2 separate regions of the Homo sapiens genome follow, and region 1 is linked to region 2. A link is an interaction called in ENCODE POLR2A ChIA-PET data of the cell type or tissue named here. Cell type or tissue: HepG2. All regions are shown on one strand. Links, peaks and the distances in the headings refer to the core of each region. The heading gives the core; the rest is flanking DNA.

Region 1 (2,919 bases), core at 204-2,703, 68 kb after region 2:
AACCTGCAATTACTTTTGCAACAACCTGATATTTCGGGGGAAGATTTATTTTTCTGAAACTTAATTTAGAGCCATTAACAAGTTTTCTTGACAGTAAGATCAATGACAGACATTAATGGTATTTTATTATGTTATATTACACTAATATATACATTAAGTGTATATATTACACTTAACTATATATTAAGAATAAAATAAACAGTATACACACACACACACAAACTCAACCCCTTTTATTTTCAGGTGAGAGAGCGATTACGAGTAGCACTTGAAAGATGTAGTTTGTTAGAAGAGGAATTAGGTGCCACACACAAAGAGGTAAGCTTGAGACTTCATCATGAGTTGAATTGGGGGGGGGTTATTTTTATCCTTTAATTATTAAAAGCAGCATAAGGCCAGACGTGGTGGCTCACACCTGTCATCCCAGCACTTTGGGAGACCGAGGCGGGCGGATCACCTGAGGTCAGGAGTTCCAAGACCAGCCTGACCAACATGGTGAAACCCCATTTCTACTAAAAATACAAAAATTAGCCAGGAGTTGTGGCATGTTCCTTTAGTCCCAGCTGCTCGGGAGGCTGAGACATGAGAATTGCTTGAGCCCAGGAGGTGGAGGTTGCAATGAGCTGAGATTGCACCATTGCACTCCAGCCTGGGTGACAGAGCAAGACTCTGTCTCCAAAAAAAAAAAAAAAAAGTAAAAGAAGTATAAGGACTGTAGTTGTACATATCACATGTTACTTATCTTCCCAATTGAGGACCAGCCTATCTGAGTCATTTTAAGGACTACAAAATGATGGTTACCTAAGGACTCGTCTGGCCAGTGGATAATAAATTCCATCTTCAATGATCTGGTTATTTTCGGATTGGGTAGCATTGCCATATGCTTTCTCTTTTATACTATGTTAAGCAGTTTTTAGTTGTGTTTTTCCAAAAGGAGTTTTGCTATCTTTACTTATTTCTCTTATGTAAGGTATTTTACACTCATATTCAATTTTTTGCTTTCAGCTAATGATTCTTAAAGAACAGAATAATCAGAAAAAAACTCTAACAGATGGAGTGCTGGACATAAACCATGAACAAGAAAATACACCAAGCACGAGTGGAAAGGCAAGTCTGTAGGCTTTGTCTTTATTCTGTTTGATTTCATTTGTTCACAGTATGTGTCGGGTTATGTGGAAAACAGTTGCTAAAGTACCGGCTTAGAGCTGAAGTGGTCATGAAAGTTGTGTAATCCAACAGATTGCATAAGTCAGTTTTGATTTTAGCTATTTCCTGGAAGTATTTTTATTTTATAGCTCACCAAACAAGGGTATTTAAGGATTTTTTTTTCCCCCTATCAGAGATCTTCTGATGGTTCTTTAAGCCACGAGGAAGACCTTGCTAAAGTAATTGAGCTCCAAGAAATCATAAGTAAGCAGTCAAGGGAACAGAGCCAAATGAAAGAACGCCTGGCTTCCCTTTCCAGTCATGTGACAGAACTGGAAGAGGATCTGGACACGGCTAGAAAAGATCTCATCAAATCTGAAGAAATGAACACAAAATTGCAACGAGATGTCCGTGAAGTGAGCAATAACAAAAACTACAGTCTTGTCATGAAGTTGTATGTTTGGGACGTTTTAGTTAAATGATTTTTTTTCTCTGTTTGTCTCTTACTCTCCCAATTACTTTCAACCTTTGGATTATTGTATAAGTTATATTGAAAAAGAGAGAGTGCTGTGAAACTGCCATAAGCTACCTCCCCATTTTTGTTGTGAAATCTCCTGTCCCTGAGCTCTTCAAAGTAGAGAACTAGTCCCACTGACTGACATGGCCATGAAGTGGACGCCACACTGGCCTCTCCTACCTGTGCTGCTTTAATATTCTTTAATGTCCTTGTTTGTAGATTCTTCATCTGTGCAATTTCTAGGCTGTCTTAATTTGTTCTTATGTTCAGATTGCCTTCTGTTGCACACATACTTAGCAAGCAGATATTGATACTGGCTGTGCTAGCTCACGTAGGGCAATGTGAGTATAGTCTCTTAACTGTGGGAGGGGGCGTTGCTGGCGGTCTTCTCATTTTCTGACCTGCTCCTTCAAGGAATTTGTGGCGTTGAATATTAATGGTCAAACAATCAAGAGTGGAATTTGCTTCTACATGGGTCATCAGGATCGTATAGCAAAAATATGTCACAATATACTCATTGCTGACAAATATTTCTGCCATTATAACTGTGAGAAACTATTTGATCATGAATGCCGGGCGTGGTGGCTCACGCCTGTAATCCCAGCACTTTGGGAGGCTTAGGCGGGCGGATCACGAGGTCAGGAGATCGAGACCATCCTGGCTAACACGGTGAAACCCCGTCTCTACTAAAAAATACAAAAAAATTAGCCAGGCGTGGTGGCGGGCGCCTGTAGTCCCAGCTACTCGGGAGGCTGAGGCAGGAGAATGGCGTGAGCCCAGGAGGCAGAGCTTTCAGTAAGCCGAGATCGGGACACTGCACTCCAGCCTGGGCGGCAGAGCGAGACTCCGTCTCAAAAAAAAAAAAGAGAGAAACTATTTGATCATGAAACAGTGAGGCTGAGTGCTTTCTCAGGTGCCCTTCCTGTCACTTTCTAACCTGCGCTTTGTCCCTTGTCAGGCGCCTCAACCGTTGAATGTCTGCTTTTCAGTTTGGTAGTTTGACGTTGAGTAATTTCATGTAGGAATTCACCACAGGAAGAACATTTGCATGTAGTATGTCACCTAAGGTTCTATTCTTTGGCTACAGCAGGAGATTATGTGGCAGAGATTAATATGCAGAGAATTTTGAAATTCTTTTAAGACCTATCACTTTTATTTTTTAATTTTTTATTTTAACTTTTAAGTTTGGGGTACACGTGTAGGTCTGTTACATAAGTAAACTTGTGTCCTGGCGGTTTGTTTTACAAATTATTTCA
Region 2 (2,919 bases), core at 155-2,654:
CGAGGCGGGCAGATCACAAGGTCAAAAGATTGAGACCATCCTGGCCAACATGGTGAAACCCAATCTCTACTAAAGATACAAAAATTAGCCGGGCGTGGTGGCGTGCACCTGTAGTCCCAGCTACTCTGGAGACTGAGGCAGGAGAATCACTTGAACCCAGGAGGCGGAGGTTGCAGTGAGCTGAGATCGCGCCACTGACTCCAGCCTGGGTGACAGAGCAAGACTCTGTGTCAAAAAACAAAACAAAAAAAAAAACACACAAAAAAATTAGCGAAACAGCTTACATTCATATTTATTTTATTTTATTTTATTTATTTATTTATTTATTTATTTATTTTTGAGATGAAGTCTCACTCTGTTCCCCAAGCTGGAGTGCAGTGGCATGATCTTGGCTCACTGCAACCTCTGCCTCCTGGGTTCAAGCAATTCTCCTGCCTCAGACTCCCGAGTAGCTGGGATTACAGGCACGCGCCACCACGCCTGGGTAATTTTTGTATTTTTAGTAGAGATAGGTTTCACCATGTTGGCCAGGCTGGTCTCAAGCTCCTGACCTCAGGTGATCCACCCGCCTTGGCCTCCCAAAGTGGTGGGATTATAGGCGTGAGCAACCGTGCCCAGCCCAATTTTCGATTCCATACTTCTGCCCCATGTTGTTTTGTCTCAGAATCCATTTCTTTAAAAAATAAATCTTTTGCAGATGTGGAAAAAAAAAAAGATATGGGCATGAGATATCAGAATTCCCCAAACCCTAAGTTATTTTGTATTTATTAAAAACATTGTGTTTACTTGCTTGTAAAGAATGGGTGACCATAATAAGCAGGTTCAGAGGTTTTCTGTAAAAAAATTTTTAAAAATCTGAAGTGCATGGTTCTTATTATAAACCAATATATTTTGACAATATTGTTTTTTTTTTTTTTTGAGACAGAGTCTCCAGGCTGGAATGTAGTGGCATGTTCTCGGCTCACTGCAACCTCTGCCTCCTGAGTTCAAATGATTCTCCTGCCTCAGCCTCTGAAATAGCTGGGACTACAGTAATGCACCACCACTCCTGGCTAATTTTTGTATTTTTAGTAAAGTCAGGTTTTCACTATGTTGGCCAGGCTGGTGTTCAACTCCCGGCCTCAAGAGATCTGCCCGCCTTGGCCTCCCAAAGTGCTGGGATTACAGGCATGAGCCACTGCGCCCAGCCAGTATTACATATTTTAATAACATAAAAAACCTCCATCTGATACAGATATTTGATAATAAAAAAATTAAAAGAAAAGAATATTAGTAAACAATAAATGTCAAATTAATTTTTAAAATCTTAGAATAATTCCACAAATATCCAACATTTAAAAGCTTAATTGTCCTATCTCATAATCTTGATCTTTGTTTCATCATAAATATTCCAGTTGTGGAAAAATTTCTTAGGACTGTGCCCAAAAGCATCCTCAAGTTGGGCAACAGGAAGAGTATAGGGTTGTTTGTTTGAGACAAGGTCTTGCTTTGTCACCCAGGCTGGAGGGCAGTGGTGCAATCACAGGTCACTGCAACCTCAGGCTCCTAGGCTCAAGTGATCCTCCCACCTCAGTCTCTAGAGTGGCTGGGACTATAGGCTCATGCCACCATGCTCAGCTCATTTTTTTTTTTTTTTTTTTTTTGAGATGAAGTCTCGTTCTGTCACCCAGGCTGGAGTGCAGTGGTGCAATCTCGGCTTGCTGCAACCTCCACCTCCTGGGTTCAAGCAATTTTCCTGCCTCAGGCTCCCTAATAGCTGGGATCACAGACACTTGTCACCATGCCTGGCTGATTTTTGTATTTTTAGTAGAGATGGGGTTTTGCCATATATTAGCCGGGCTGGTCTTGAACTCCTGACCTCAGGTGATCTGCCCACCTTGGCCTCCCAAAGTGCTGGGATTACAGGTGTAAGCCACCACACCTGGCCTCATTTTTTATTATTTTTATTTATTTATTTATTTATTTTGAGACAGAGTCTTGCTCTGTCGCCCAGGCTGGAGTGCAGTGGCGCCATCTCGGCTCACTGCAAGCTCTGCCTCCTGGGTGCACGCCATTCTCCTGCCTCAACCTCCCGAGTAGCTGGAATTATAGGTGTGCACCACCACACCCAGCTAATTTTTGTATTTATAGTAGAGAAGGAGTTTGGCCATGTTGGCCAGGCTGGTCTTGAACTCCTGACCTCAAGTAATCCACTCACTTCGGCCTCCATTAGTGCTGGGATTATAAGCGTGAGCCACCACACCTGGCCTTCGTTTTTAAATTTTTTTGTAAAACAGGGTCTCACTATGTTGCCCTCACCGATAGAGATTTTTTGTTTGTTTTTTGTTTTTTAATTTTGTGGTAAAATACACATAACACAAAATTTACCATCTTAACCACTTCTGAGTGCACAGTGCAGTGGCATTAAGTACTTTCTCAGTGTTTCACTGCGTGCAACCATCACCACCATCCATCTCCAGGATTTTTCTTTTCTTTTCTTTTCTTTTTTTTTTTTGAGATGGAGTTTCACTCTGTCACCTAGGCTGGAGTGCAATGGTAAGACTCGGGTCACCGCAACCTCTGCCTTCTGGGTTCAAGCGATTCTCTTGCCTCAGCCTCCCGGGTAGCTGGGATTACAGGCATGCGCCACCACGCCTGGCTAATTTTGTATTTTTAGGAGAGACAGGGTTTCTTTATGTTGGTCAGGCTGGTCTCGAACTCCTGACCTCAGGTGATCCACCCGCCTAGGCCTCCCAAAGTGCTGGGATCACAGGCATGAGCCACTGCGCCCGGCAGTCTCCAGAATTTTTCATCTTGCAAAACTGGAACTCTGTGCCCATTAAATAGTATCTCCCCATTTCCCTTCCCCCAGCCCCTGGCATGCACCATTCTACTGTCTGTCTTTATGGATTTGACTACTCTGGGACCTCAGGTAAGTGG

Evidence for each region. ChIA-PET counts read pairs that join two places held together with the same protein. Peaks named below come from ENCODE experiments on the same cell type or tissue, not always from the same donor. Only the 100,000 strongest peaks of a DNase experiment are listed, where the experiment ranks them.
Region 1: POLR2A ChIA-PET joins it to region 2 with 8 read pairs; 5 of 35 experiments call an interaction of 5 or more read pairs at or near these places.

What each region holds. Positions count from the first base shown.
Region 1 is chr11:70,325,257-70,328,175 of GRCh38, forward strand. PPFIA1 (PPFI scaffold protein A1) reads left to right here. Exons shown (of 28, transcript NM_003626.5): 5 at 244-318; 6 at 1,006-1,107; 7 at 1,341-1,562. It overlaps LOC105369373 (a long non-coding RNA gene), which reads right to left and starts at 1,998. Exons shown (of 2, transcript NR_188532.1): 1 at 1,844-1,998. In HepG2, for the core only: no CTCF peak of the experiment used is centred there; no DNase peak of the experiment used is centred there.
Region 2 is chr11:70,257,743-70,260,661 of GRCh38, forward strand. No RefSeq gene overlaps it. Among named protein-coding and RNA genes, the nearest start is that of PPFIA1, 11 kb to the right of the region's middle. In HepG2, for the core only: no CTCF peak of the experiment used is centred there; a DNase peak (open chromatin) is centred at 1,519.